Linked DNA regions of Homo sapiens: regions 2 and 3 are each linked to region 1. A link is a contact called in ENCODE Hi-C data. All regions are on one chromosome and are shown on one strand. The core of a region is the stretch at or near the end of the contact, and the rest is flanking DNA. Distances in the headings are between cores, read along the strand shown. Region 1 holds the start of SLC67A2 (solute carrier family 67 member 2). Region 2 holds the start of MRPS9-AS2 (MRPS9 antisense RNA 2). Region 3 holds the start of PDCL3 (phosducin like 3).

The links. A loop is a pair of places that touch in the nucleus more often than their neighbours do. Pooled maps may share reads with other maps.
Region 2: a loop to region 1 is called in a pooled map, with 6 times the contacts of the local background. The contact joins the promoter of MRPS9-AS2 here to the promoter of SLC67A2 in region 1. A Hi-C loop is called at or near these places in 9 of 50 pooled maps.
Region 3: a map of CD8-positive, alpha-beta T cell shows a loop between it and region 1 (9-fold over the local background). The contact joins the promoter of PDCL3 here to the promoter of SLC67A2 in region 1. A Hi-C loop is called at or near these places in 2 of 168 maps with a recorded cell type or tissue (both CD8-positive, alpha-beta T cell), 2 of 37 single-sample maps with no recorded cell type and 8 of 50 pooled maps.

Annotation. Positions count from the first base shown.
Region 1 is chr2:102,734,401-102,739,043 of GRCh38, forward strand. It overlaps SLC67A2 (solute carrier family 67 member 2), which reads right to left and starts at 2,488. Exons shown (of 6, transcript NM_032718.5): 1 at 2,246-2,488. The coding sequence starts at 2,410. It also overlaps a transcript of TMEM182 not described here. RefSeq lists a silencer at 2,395-2,604.
Region 2 is chr2:105,036,499-105,041,141 of GRCh38, forward strand. It overlaps MRPS9-AS2 (MRPS9 antisense RNA 2), which reads right to left and starts at 1,998. Exons shown (of 3, transcript NR_110603.1): 1 at 1,956-1,998. MRPS9 (mitochondrial ribosomal protein S9) reads left to right here and starts at 1,571. Exons shown (of 11, transcript NM_182640.3): 1 at 1,571-1,729. The coding sequence starts at 1,595. RefSeq lists enhancers at 978-1,187, 1,208-1,257, 1,308-1,357, 1,528-1,857, 1,611-2,553.
Region 3 is chr2:100,560,215-100,564,857 of GRCh38, forward strand. It overlaps PDCL3 (phosducin like 3), which reads left to right and starts at 2,779. Exons shown (of 6, transcript NM_024065.5): 1 at 2,779-2,859. The coding sequence starts at 2,854. RefSeq lists an enhancer at 1,524-2,320 and a silencer at 2,766-3,105.

The DNA.
Region 1 (4,643 bases), core at 1,238-3,737:
AAACAAATTAAAACTTGGAAGTACGGATAACTGCTAAAACAGAACAATTTGGCAAATGACTTCTCTAAGCTTGTTCCCTTCCTCTCCCATTCAGAAACCATTTGTCCAAGAATCTTAGAGGTCTCTACATCCCTAAATATGTCAAAAAAAAACTAAATTATGTATAATGTTCCTTAGATGTTACCTAACAATCATCTGTTAGGTAGCTTTATGTGACTTTCATGTAAAGCTTCATATATTTAATTGTTTACAATATTTTCCATTAAAAAAATCCCTACTCTTTCAACTTTTGGGAAACCATAAACTTTTCCCTTAAGATATGAGACACCTAATGGTTCTCTTGAATACATTATTAAAGTTATTAAAATTCTGTATCAGGCTTGCTAGATTAGACTTGCCAAATACACAGCATAAAGAAAACATATGATAAATTGTGAATATTCAAATCTGTATTGGAAGGCTGACCTTAACAAATGATCTGCGAATTGCTTTGTTTTATTCTAATACTAAAACTACTTTGAATTCTAAGTCAAATTCTCTGAACCCTAGTCTGGACTTTCCAGGTAAGGGCTCAAATGTTTTCATCTGGCTGAACCAGCCCAAGTCCCTTCTGAGACAGGACAGCAGTAGCTTGGGACCCATAACTAAAAAGGCTGGATGTCAGCCAACTCCTCTCCAAGAACCACCCATACTCACTGGTTGTGAATTCTAGGTGCCTAGACTGAAAAGTAGAAGAAGCATCCCCATGCTGAGAATGAACTACTAGATTAAAGGAATAGTGGTCAGAAGGAGTGCCAGTCTCTGAAGTTAAAGGCATGGAGCTGGAGGGTGGATCCTGCAATGGCCTAGAGGCAGAGAAATCCTCTCTAAAAAGCCGCCCTCCCTGAAGACCTTGTGTTTCTGGGCTTGCAGCAATTTGATGAACATGCTTTCATGGTGATCTTAACTATTAACTCAACATAGAGTTGCTACCAACTGAACGCCTTGCATGGAGGTGGTGGCATGGAGAGTGCATGAAACTGGGAGAAGTGGTGGTCTTGATCTGCATCTGGGCAGAAAACGATGACTCCCTGCCAGGGCCCAGTGCCATCAGATACTATCTTCAAGGCCTCAAAGGCAGCCTTCTCCCATTGACACTTATCGCAGCTTCCTTACCCTCAAGATACTGGATTAGCTCACACTCAGGGCTGAATCAGGCCTAGCCTTGGAAAGGGAGGAGTGCAGAGGTGGATCTAGGGTTCTTGCAGATAATGGCCCAGAAACTACCAACATCAGCTTACTTGTAAGACTGAATTCTTCTGTGGCAGAACTGTGGATTACAATAGTGAAGCTCCGCAGCACCTGCCACATGGCAGGTGTTCAGAAATGCCATGAATCAGCTTACTAAACTTTCCATTCTACGTGGGAAATTAGCACTCAGGGAGCAAACCAGGACACGCGCGCGCGCACACACACACACACACACACACGATGAAACCAAACCGCCATTGTGCAATGCACACCCTTTGTCCAAAGGTAGATGGGTACAATTCACTCTGATCTGCATTTTTAAACATTCAAGTCAACCGAGAGCTCTAGTGAAAATGCACCCAATTCTGTACAAGTGGGGTCATCAACAGCGGCTTCTCCAGCCTGGTCTGGTAAAAAAGCAAACCACAGGCACACACATCATGATGAAACCAAACCTACGCTGTGCAATGCGCAGTTTGTCGAAAGGCAGATGGGTAAAATTCACTCTGATCTGCATTTTTTAATATTTAAGTCAACCAAGAATCCTAGTGAAAATGTGCCTAAATCTGTCCAAGCGGGGTCAAGAGCGGCCTCCCCTGCCTGTTCTGGTAAAAAGGCTTGCGTGTCCCTACCTCACCAGCAGCCGCACAGCAGCTGGGCTTTTCCAAGCTTGCCCACACCCCTGTTCTCCGCCCTGCAAAAGCTGCACCTGCCACAGCATTTAACACCTGGTCACACCTGAGGTTGGTACCAGGGCTTCTCAAAAGGCAGGGAAGGGAAGACGTTCCGCGAACGGGGTGCAAGAGAAAGCGCGAGGGGCAATAAAGCAGTGTGGCCAGATGCAGACTGAAGTGGGTGATAGGGCAAGAGGAGAGCTTGATAGGTAGTGAGGCACTCACCAGGCGGACTGCGGGTTCCCACTCCCTGGGAGCTCCCCGGAAGCTCCAAGAACCGCCTGGGTCCCCAGGCCCGAACACAGTCAGCACTTGCTCCCAGCCCCCACGCTCGCACTCACCAAGAAGCCCACCAAGTAGAGACAGAGCAGGAAGCGGCGGGCTCCGACGGCACCGGAGTCGGCAGCCTCCGCCTCGGTTCCTGTCTTCTGCTCCTGTTTCCGCTCTGCGGTCTCCGAGACCAGCCTCGGGGCCGAGTTCATGTCCCAGTGACCCCCAAGCTCCATACCCGCGCCGGCCGGGGGTCGGACGCAGCAGCAGCCGCGGACCTACCCCGGGAGCCCAGCCCCGCCCCGAGCGGAAGCAGGAGGCGCGCGCCTGCGCAGAGAGAGGGGGCGGGTGCTACCTGGCAGCTCCGCGGGTGCGTGGCCGGTGCTGGCTGGGAGTTCTGGTCTCAGGCAAGGTGGGGACTGGGCACATCATCAATACGGTAAGCACACACCAGTTTGTGATGATAATGATGATGCTCTTTGTTTCCTCTGGGTACAGACCCTGCTGCCCCTATCGTTGGAGGACAGGAGGGAATTGTATTGAGCTTCACTTCCTCCTATGGAGTTGTGCTAGGAGGTGACCAACTCCAGCTTGAAGATCCACAGACCCTGGCCACCAGTTGGTTGTGACAGACCTAGGATACGTTAACGTGGCTCTCCAAGCTTTCGTTTGCCTATTTAAAAAGCAGTAGGAAATAATGTAGTCCAACTTCTAGAGGTGTGAGAATTCTACACATGCTTCTTAAGATCCTTTCTGGTGCAGTGCAATGTGAACAAACCATAGATGGTCTATGCCTGAGTTGAGATTACAGTCTCATGGAGTAAAAATAATAAGCACGCAGTAAATAAACATAAATAAAAATACTAAACATGCAATGAAAAAGCATAAAATAAGTAAAATAATATGGTGATAATATAAAGAAGCACGGTCTTGATGTGGAAAGTAATGAGGTGGGGAGTGAGCTACTTTAGAAAAGCAGTTTGGAGGAGGTGACATGTAAGCTGAGAAGAGTGGAAAGAAGATATGTGTGGCTGAAACTTCCTCATCAAACTGAGAGGTCAGCAGGAGTGCAGACCATTTAGGACCCAGAAGGCCATAACAGAGATTTGGGGTTTATTCTGAGTGCAGTGAAAGGAATTAAGTGAGTGCATGACACCAAAAGATGCCTTTAAATTACTTAGCAAAGCCCATGACACATGGTAAGTAATAAATGTTAACAATAGTGACTAGCCCCTCTTTTCTTTAGAACTTGTTATTTATTCCTCTTTCACTGTGGGATCAAGAAGACTCTGACATTTTACTGAGATTTTGCTCAAAATCTCAATTTACTTGTGTAGGTTGCTAATTCTGAGATCTGTTAAATTCAGTGTTGCAAAGTTTCTCATGGGAGGTGGCACTGAATAGGGAGAAGTGGAATACTGATACTTAGAATTAAGACATATAATTGAATCCAGGTGAAACTGTCAATCGTGAACCCCCAAGTTATTCTGAGACTCCTTTGCAGGAGAACTAGTTTGCTCTCCTATAGCTGAGGAAACTAGTCTTTTTGTGCTTGAAATTTTGTGAGTAACTCATCTGGGAAAGGCGCCTTGAAAGGGCTGCTCATGTTAACCCATTAAAACCACTCACTGTGGCTACTAAATACATAGCTAGGGTGAAATTTTAGCATGCTCTGGTGACAGGTACACATTATAACCTAGGAGGACATCTCATACACGCCAAAAGAATTGGAAGTCACGGCCAGGCGCGGTGGCTCACACCTGTAATCCCAGGACTTTGGGAAGCCAGGGTGGGCAGATCACAAGGTCAAGAGATCGAGACTATCCTGGCCAACATGGTGAAACCCTGTCTCTACTAAAAATACAAAAAATTTAGCTGGGCGTGGTGGTGCGCGCCTGTAGTCCCAGCTACTTGGGAGGCTGAGGCAGGAGAGCTTGAACCCGGGAGGCAGAGGTTGCAGTGAGCTGAGATCGCCCCACTGCACTCCAGCCTGGCAACAGAGGGAGACTCTGTGTAAAAATAATAATAATAAAAGATTTGGAAGTCTCTGCTAATATATAATCAATGTAAACTTTAGAAACCTGGGGGAGAGATTTCTAAGGGTGTCAGACAAAAAAAGGGAATAATATAACACTAAATTAGGCAGAATTCACTAGTATAGATGCATTTACAACATATACCGATGTAATATGTTAGCTTGTGCAGCTGGAGGCAGCTCTAGTAGTTTAGTCAGTTGGTTGAAATTTAGACTCAAAGATGGCCTATATTTAATGATGTTCAGATGCCAGAGTTTTCCTGGCAAAATGTGGATAAAGGACTCCAAAAGTTTTGGAAAAATGACAATGTCAGAGTGGATTTATTATGTATGACTTGCAAGCCTAATACTCAAATATATTCCACGAAGAGGCCAAGACGACACTTCCTGCACTAAGGCACTGAGGAATGTATTAGTGAGAGATGCACTTGCAG
Region 2 (4,643 bases), core at 748-3,247, 2.3 Mb after region 1:
TCAATCAAACACATTTAAGAAATACATTGGTTTGGTCCAGAAAGACCTGGGACTGATAGAAAGGGAATGTTCAGTTTAAGATAAAGATTGTGGAGACCAAAGTTCTCTGTAAGTCTTACAGTGGCTGCCCTTAGAGACAATGGATGACAAATGTTTCCTATTCAGATCTTAGTTAATCTCTTTAGGATTGGGAGGGTCTGGAAGAAAAAGATCTAGCTATGTTAATACAGATTCTTTACAGATGCATATCCCACCCCTCCAAGGACAGCTTTGCAGGGCCATTTCAAGATATGGCAAAGAAACATGTTTTGGGGTAAAATATTTTGATTTTCTTCCTTGTCTTGTAATGTTATGCCAGAGTCAGGTTGGAAAGTAAGTCACCATATATAGGGTTAAGTAAAACCCATCTAATAAGAATTTATGATTTGTAGGGCATGACTCCCCAAATCCTGTAGATAGGAATCTTGGGCAAGATAAAAAAATCAGAGTTTAGTCCTCCGACCTCTGCCAATTTCTCAAGATATCTTTTGCTAGTCTAAAAGCTAATAACAAAAAGAACAACAGGATGAGCATTTTATACAAGTAAATGTATTCCATTTAAAAGATTTTTCTTTATTGTGAAATTCTGCCATTCTACCTTTTTAATGCTAAAAAGTTCTGTTTCGTGAAATGATGGTGATAGTAGACGGCATTTATTTGCTTGACAACTTTGTATGATCTCAGATTTTCTGTGTGTTTTACTTTTACTGACCCTTCAAATCTAAGTGTGTGTAAACCCTTTTAAAGTGCGTTACTACATCATTTAGTATGTGTTTCGTAGAAAGCAACCTGGGAGTTAACTGCCAGGAGCACGCAAGTTTCAGAAAGCAAGACATACTCATCTCTATTCAACAATTAATCAGTTCTGATTGGGTTTCAAGTAAGGCTTAGTACCAACGCTTAGGGAGGGGCGTGCAAAAACGAGAAAGGTAGTGTTTGACCTTACCGGTTTAAGGTTTATCCTGTGCATTATACAGTTAAGAAACAACGCAGGAGAGTGCCAGGGAACCGAGAGGGGCTTGACAGTTGCTGCAGGAGAGTCTTGACTTGGAACCAGACGAACGTGGAAAGTTAGAGGAGGGGAAAACCCCTACTAGGATAAGGCAGACAGGAATCAAGGCTTGGAGCGCATCTGGGGCCCCGGCCGCCCTGCCCAGGTGGAGGAAGAGCCGGCTCGAGGTGCAGCAAGGGGGCTGGGAAGGAAGGGCTGGCTAAAGCGCCACGTGGATGTGAGTGCCAAAGAGACTAGGAGAGCGTGGAAGTGAGTCCCGAAGAGACTGAGTTCAGGACGTGAAGAGAAAGAGGCCGAGAAAAACGACCCACCAGCGATCCTTCTTGAGGTCGACACCGAGCAGGGGTGGAGTCGGATACGCCCCGCGGACACCATGCACCCAATCAGCGACGAGCTGTCGCGGATCGCGGGACACGCCCCCTGATCCAAAGGCCCGAGAAGCTCTTGCACAGGACAGCCTCTGGAACCCCGCGCCATTAGCGCCTGCGCCGTCTCTAGGCCCCGCCCCCTCACCCCTCCGGTCCTGGAGCTCCCACAGCTAACATGGCGGCGCCCTGTGTGTCCTACGGCGGAGCAGTTTCGTACCGGCTTCTTCTCTGGGGTAGGGGTAGCCTCGCCCGGAAGCAAGGCCTCTGGAAAACCGCGGCCCCTGAGTTGCAAACAAATGTCAGATCCCAGGTAAGGCCTGGGAAGACTGGAAGCGGCTTACCTCTGCCGCGCGAGGATGTGGAGCCAGCGCGGACACCTTCCCCCAGCGTCTCGCGTGCCTTCAGGCAGGGACTCTAGGATCTTAGGTATTTAGTGGAGGTCTGAGGTTGGGGGGGAGGAGGTGGGTATTGGCGTGCAGTAGCCGCTCTAGAGGTTGTTACTTGTTTTTTTGCGGGGTGCAGCGAGGGGAACTTACCTGAAGGTAGAAGTGGAGCGACCTCCTCCTTCATTTGGCTGCTGAGCTAAGTAAGGGTCGGTGCCTAGGTCTGTGTTGGGTCCAGTCCTACCCTGCCCTGCTGTCTAGGGAGGAGGAGGGCCGCGCCAGAGAAGAATGATGGGAATTGGATTCCTGCAGGTGCCTGGAAGACAATGGAGAAAGTCACGTTGTGTAGAGGACAGTGACTTTTTGAAAGTGCCTTCAATATGCGCAATTTCTGGCTTCTTAATTTTCCCGAATCCCCCTCTATGGAAAGATGCAGGCCAGAACTTGTACGTTTCGTTTAATCCAGGGAGAAGTGGGGAGTCAACAGCTGGATGGCTGATGATGCCAGTTTACTGACATGCGATCTCAGAGCAGGAAAAAGATTTGAGAGGGAAGAAACGAGTTTAGTATGGGATTATGTTTTTAGGCATCTGGGATTTCCAGTAGGTCTACGGATAGTCAAGTGTATAGCTCAGGAGGAGAACTGATTTCGAAATGCCCTGTTACCTTGTAAATGGTAACTGAGGCCTTGTAAACAAATTAAATTACCTAGGGAGAGTGTACTGAGGAGTAGGCAGAGGGACAGGGCCCTGAAGGACAAATAAGAAATAAGAGGCCTCAAGAGATTGAGAATGAGGGACCAAAGAAGCAGGAGAGAAACCAGCCAGTGTGGTGTCATGGAAAACAGGTGAATGTTTCAAGGAGGGAGAGTGATAACAAGTACCAATTATTGCAGGAAAGTCAAATACCATACTTTAAAAACTATATTTAAAAAAAAAAACATCTTTTTGTATGTTCTTTCCTTTATATTTTAATCTAGATCAACCAGTCCATTCTATCTATTCATGTGGACATTTGTTTTTTTTTTTTTTCTTACTGGAAAATGTGCTAGAAATTTTTATTTTTTCATGCATCTCTTTGAGTATATCTTTGCTACATACGCATGATTATGAGAGGGACTATATCATACAGAGTATTTTTATTGTTGACATTTAATGTATGTATTGGGGGATGGCTAACTTTCTGTCCCTCCTGGTATCTATTCTTCTATGTTTTTTCCATGTTCTTATAATCATGCATAAACATACATGCACAGGTGTACTTTACAAAAAATGGTACCATATTTGATTGCATTTTACTTTCTGCTTTTCTCTTGTACATATGCAGTATATTGTAAAGTAGAAATCCTTCAGGGTCCCCTATTATGTTTTTAAAAGCATTTTTAACTGCTGCATACTATTCCATGATAAGAATATATCAAAGTTAATGTAACAATTGATGGACATTTGCTTTGTTTCTACTTTCTTTGCACTAATAAAGTTTCAGTAAACATCTGGTCTAGTTCTTAAGTACTGGTTTAGTAAAATGGATGAAGAATGATTTCTCCTGTTACTTTAATTTTCATCTCCTTGACCATTCTTGAAACAACCTCTTTCCCCCATATGGCAAATGTTTACTGAGCACTTTACCTGAGCCAGGCACTGTGAAGTAAACAATTTAAAGTCAAACAATTACAAGATAGTATCCACCCTTAGCACTCTTAAGGGATGGTCCTGAAATGGCTGAATCCCCAGATTCCTGAATACTACTACAGCATATATTTTACCACATTAAGTACAGCTCAGATATAACTGAAACACTTAGCTGACCCCCCTTTAGATTCTTATGATTGCATACATATACCTAAAGACATTGATAAAGCTTTTTTTTTTATCGTGGTGCAGAGCTTATCTGTCTTAAACATTAACATTTTTTCACTTCTGCCTCCAACATTAATAGATAGATTTCTCTTGGTAGCCCATGTTTTATAAAATAATAAAAATTTTAATCACTTAATGAGTGACAAAACACTATACCTGGTCTTTTGTTTGTTCCACTTTTAATTTCCTTAATTACAAAATCTCTTCAGAGGTTACAGAAAACTTGAAGGGTGTGGGAGAATAGAATAATAATAAAGTGCATTTCATGCAGAGTATTTTTGCATTTTGTTTATATATGTAAATGTATACTAGGTGGTGATATAAACAGTAAATATTACAATGGGTCACAGTTTAACAAGTTTGAGAAACACTGTTACAATAAGGAAAAAGAAGCGAGTTTTGTTAAGCTATTCCTAGGTTCTCAGTTGAGACCTTCACTAGCAGACTACCTCTTGCATAGCAATCTTGTGGTATGCATGTTTTGTATTAATGCCTCAATACAATTGCAAATGTCTGAGTGTCCCAAATTTGGGGCAGAAGAGGCAGTCTTATGAATGGCCAAACTTTTCAGATTGTATATCCATGAATATCAGGGATCTATGGTGTACTGTGATATTTACAGAGGTAAATACAGAAGAGCACAGAAGTAATATGCCTGAGTCAGACTAGAGTTGTTGACCAGGTAGAGGATTGTCATGGGCAGCTTCCCAGAGGAGGCAAAGGAAAATAGCGTCTTTAGCAGCAAATAGGAGTTATATGAAAACAGAAAGCTATTCTATTCAAGGAAGATATAATAGGTGCATAAGGGTATAGAGATGTACTGAGTAATAGTGGGCTTTGTCAGCAACAATTGGTTATAGCATAGGGTTTTGGTGAGAGAATGGTGCAGAGACAGGTCTGGAAAGTTTGGCAGGAATCAGTATGATCTGTTTTGCTATGCTAAGGTAGCTGAATTTTTTACCTCTCACAAATGAAAATAGTG
Region 3 (4,643 bases), core at 1,529-4,028, 2.2 Mb before region 1:
CCAATCACTGGGATGACAAGTATTCCCAAGGAAGAAGCCTTTAATTGGGTGCTGCAGCCGAGGAGACAAGGAGACGAGACAGGAGATCAGTCTCAAATCCATCTCCCCGACTGACTAAAACTAGGGGTTTATATAGCAGGGAAGAAATGTAACATGGTGTAAGAAAACAAGAAGAGGGAAGGGCAAGGATGCATCTGGTGAGGTCATCTGTTGAGTTTCAGTTCTTTGATACTTTTTCTGAGAGGCCTGAAGGTCCTTTCCTAAGGAAGAAACTCAGATTAAACAGATACAAGTTTCAAGCTTTAACAGCAGAAGGGTCAATGTCTATGTTTATCCAAAAACAACTGTCTGTGGGACTATTGGGCCAGATTTCATAACTACTGTCTTTCCCAATAATCTATATTATTGTTAAAACAAAACTTTAAGAATGCTTTTGTTCTTGGCTGGGCGTGGTAGCTCACACCTGTAATCCCAGCACTCTGGCTCACGCCTGTAATCCCAGCACTTTGGGATGAGGAGCTCAGGAGTTCGAGACCAGCCTGACCAAAATGGCGAAACCCTGTCTCTACTAAAAATACAAAACTTAGCCCGGCGTGGTGGTGCATGCCTGTAATCCCACGTACTTGGGAGGCTGAGGCAGGAGAATCACTTGAACCCAGGAGGGGGAGGCTGCAGTGAGCTGAGATCTTGCCATTGCACTCCAGGGTGGGGAACAAAGAGAGACTCTCAAAAAAACAAAACAAGGCCAGGTGCGGTGGCTCACACCTTTAATCCCAGCACTTTGGGAGGCCAAGGCAGGTGGATCACCTGAGGTCAGGAGTTCGAGACCAGCCTGGCTAACACAGTGAAACCCCGTCTCTACTACAAATACAAAAAAAAAAAATTAGCCAGGCGTGGTGGCGCGCACCTGTAATCCCAGCTATTCGGAAGCTGAGGCAGGAGAATCGCTTGAACCCAGGAGGTGGAAATTGCAGTGAGCCGAGATCACGCCATTGCACTCCAGCTTGGGCAACAAGAGTGAAACTCCATCTCAAAAAAAAGAAAGAAAAAAGAAAGCTTTCAGGACACCAGGCCATTTCCTGGGTCTGTTGTCTTAGGTCTGTTTGGTAAATATTCTGTGACTAAGCATGCGTAACCTTCTGGGAATACAACCCAGTAGGTCTCAGCCTCCTTTTCCCCATCCCCTATTCAGGATGGATTGGCTTTGGTTAGAATGCCTCTGACCGGATCATGTGGGGAAGAGCAACTGTAGAATAGCTGAGTCCTGGAAAACAGGCCTCAGGGAACAGCAAAGGCTGGGGATGAGGAAAGGACAAAACACCACCTGCTCTGTTGCTGTGCAGGACTGAGCAAGAAGCACAGGATCAAACTCAAAGTTAGTTCCAGTCCTGATTTTGGTGGTAAGACCCAAGGAAAATTCATTAACAAACATTGTGCTGCCAGATACATTAATAAATCCCTAAAAGGGCCTGTAATTCAGTTGAAATGAGTGAGAAAAATCTTAAGGATCCTTATAAATTAAATAAAAACTCCTTGCTCTCAAGCAATCATTTGATTCACTCTATATCAACGACTGTGCACTTTAGCATCACCTGAGGATCTTTAAGAAAGTATCTGTGCTAGGCCTCATTTCCAAGGATTTAATTTGTCTGGGGATGGAGCCCCAGGACATTCCTAGTTTTTGAGGGCTTCCAGGTGATTCTAATGCATAGCCACGGTTGGAAGCCCTGCGCCTATCTCACAGGTGTGTGGGTCTCTACTCTCTGTGTCCGCTTAGTTGCCAGGAGGCAGCAAGTTAGCCCACGTGTGCAAGATGCTTCCTTCCATACCAGGTAGGAATATTGCTCTCTTAAACTTGGAGTGTGCCTGGGCAGAAGCTCTGGAGCCCAATACCTGCATTTTACAAGTCAGATTGCTGCTTTTTGCTCAGTGCCTGTGTGCCTGCATACATGGGTCTCCTGATACTCAGGCACGGCAGATGACTTTCACCTTTGTTTTAGTGTTTTGCTCACTGCTGCATCTGCAGAGCCTAGAATGGTGCCTGGTACACAGCAGGCTCTCAATGTCTTATTAATGAGTTGCCTTTTCCAAGGCTGAAGTGATCGTGGGTGAATTCCAGAAGACCCTGCATCATTTTTATTTATTTATTTATTTAAGACGGAGTCTCGCTCTGTAACCCAGGCTGGAGTGCAGTGGAGAGATCTCAGCTCACTGCAAGCTCCGCCTCCCCCGTTCAAGCAATTCTTCTGCCTCAGCCTCCAGAGTAGCTGGGATTACAGGCAACCACCACTACGCCCGGCTAATTTTTTTGTATTTTTAGTAGAGACGGGGTTTCACCATGTTGGCCAGGCTGATCTCGAACTCCTGACCTCAAGTGATCCGCCCGCCTCGGCCTGGGATCACAGGCGTGTGCCACCGCGCCCGGCCTAGAGGCAATTTTCTATTTCTGACTTGTTAGGCTAGTCAGAGCGAGACGTCTTTACAGGTTTGGGCCGGCAGCTGGAAAAGGCACACGGCCCCGGGCTCCTCCTCCACCCAGCCCCACCCCTCCTCCGCTGAAGACCAGCCCTAATAAGGCAGCCACCAGAATTAGAACCAGGTCAAGTGCACTCCGAGCAGGACAGTAGGCAGATCCTATCTGGCGCATGCGAACGCTTCTGTGCCAGTTCCTTGAAGAGCAGGCGCAGACTCAAGGCTGTTGCTTCCGCCCTTACTCCCCGCCGCTCGTCCCTGGGCGGGGCGAAGGCTGGGCTGGGGGAAGAGGCGTGGCGGCGCTGTGCGCGTGCACAAAAGAGAGCTGAGGGGCGGGGGCGCTGCGGCACAGCTGGTTTGAGCAACTGAACTGGAAACAAGATGCAGGTGAGCTAGGACGGGTCTCGGGTCTGGGGGCTGCGGCCCGTTCCTTTGTCTCGTTAGGCCCGGGCGGGCAGTGGACGCCCGCCCTGGGGGAAGCTCCGGCGCCGCAGGCACGAGGGAGGCCCGGCGCGTCCAGGCCCTGCGCAGGCGCAGTGCGGGAGGCGGGCGTGGTCCCACCAGGACCCACGGCCTGGGCGTCCCCGCCTCGGTGTGCCGGGTCCCCCAAACCTCGTCCTCCGGGACTATGTCTTCTCGCGGTCTCTACCCACCCGGGCCTGTGAAGGTCTTGCCGGATCCCGCCTAACAAAAGTTACCTCCTCTCCTGAACTCCCCTAAGGCACACCTGGGCAGAGGTGTTAGGAAGCGGAGGGTCCGGCCTGGGGTCTTCCGCACGTAAAGCAGCGCCACAGCCGGTGTTCCTGGCTCCACTGAGAGCCAGGTGAGGGCTTAGTTACACCCTCTTCCCCCGAGCCCTGGGATCCGCTTGGGGCGTGTTCCCTATCTGACCGCTCGGGTTCCAGAGCTCCCCGCGAGGGTCCCTCTGTTTCGTCCTTTTTTTTTTTTTTATTAAAATAGGTAAAATAAATTATTTTTCTGTAGCTGCAATTTACTAGCGGAATTTGGTTAAAGCCTAAGGAGAATGAATGAAAACACCATGGAAATGGGCACTATTGTGGGTGAAAACCTATGCCAACTAAATTTTGTCACTGTCCAAAGATCCCGCAGTGGTCAGAAATTCTAATCTCTGCTTAGTGGCAGATGGAGAGGAGAGGGTGCGGGTTTTGCTGGGGAGGGAGGCATTAGGGGCTGGAGGGGAGGGCGTGTCTGCCAGGAGCCAGACACTGTTTTTTTTTTTTTTGAGACCGGGTCTTGCTCTGTTGCCCAGGCTGGAGTGCAGTGGCTCTGTCACAGCTCACTGCAACCTCGACCTCCCGGGGCTAAGCCATCCTCCCTTGTCAGCCTCCGGAGTAGCTGGGACCACAGGCGTGCACCCACCACTCTGGGCTAATTTTTTGTGCAGATGGGGTCTCCCTATGTTGCCCAGCCTCAGCCTCCCAAAGTGTTGGGATTACAGGATGAGCCACCGCACCTGGCCTAGACACTCTTAAATGGTGAAGTGGTAGCTTGAGGGCTGCCCTGGCCTCCTTTGCATTCCCTGTCCTTCAGGTCCCTTGAGGCCTTCCCTGACCACCCTGTAGAAAGGATTCTGCTCTTTTTGTTTGTTTGTTTGTTTGTTTCTTTTTGAGACAGAGTCTTGCTCTGTCGCCCAGGCTGGAGTGCAGTGGCGCGACCTCGGCTCACTGCAAGCTCCGCCTCTCCAGTTCACGCCATTCTCCTGCCTCAGCCTCCTGAGTAGCTGGGACTACAGGCGCCCGTCACCACTCCCGGGTAATTTTTTGTATTTTTAGTAGAGACAAGGTTTCACCATGTTAGCCAGAATTGTCTCGATCTCCTGACCTGGTGATCTGCCCGCCTAGGCCTTCCAAAGTGCTGGGATTATCGGCATGAGCCACCGCGCCCGGCCTCATTTTTCTTTTGATGTATCTCAGAACTGTTACACAGGGTTGGGGTTGGAGACCGATTATCCCGGTGCCCTTTTCACAGTGCTCCTGATTTCATATTCCAAAGCAAGCCTGAGCTCCATTAGCAGTGTTCTTGCCACACCATGCAAACCGGTGCTTGGGCAGCTGGGTTCTAGATCTAAGAGCCACTTTTACATCAGTCTTTGTGACAATGATCCTTTGTGATTTTGATGCTGGCTGATTTGGCCAGCCGTTCTAGCATGG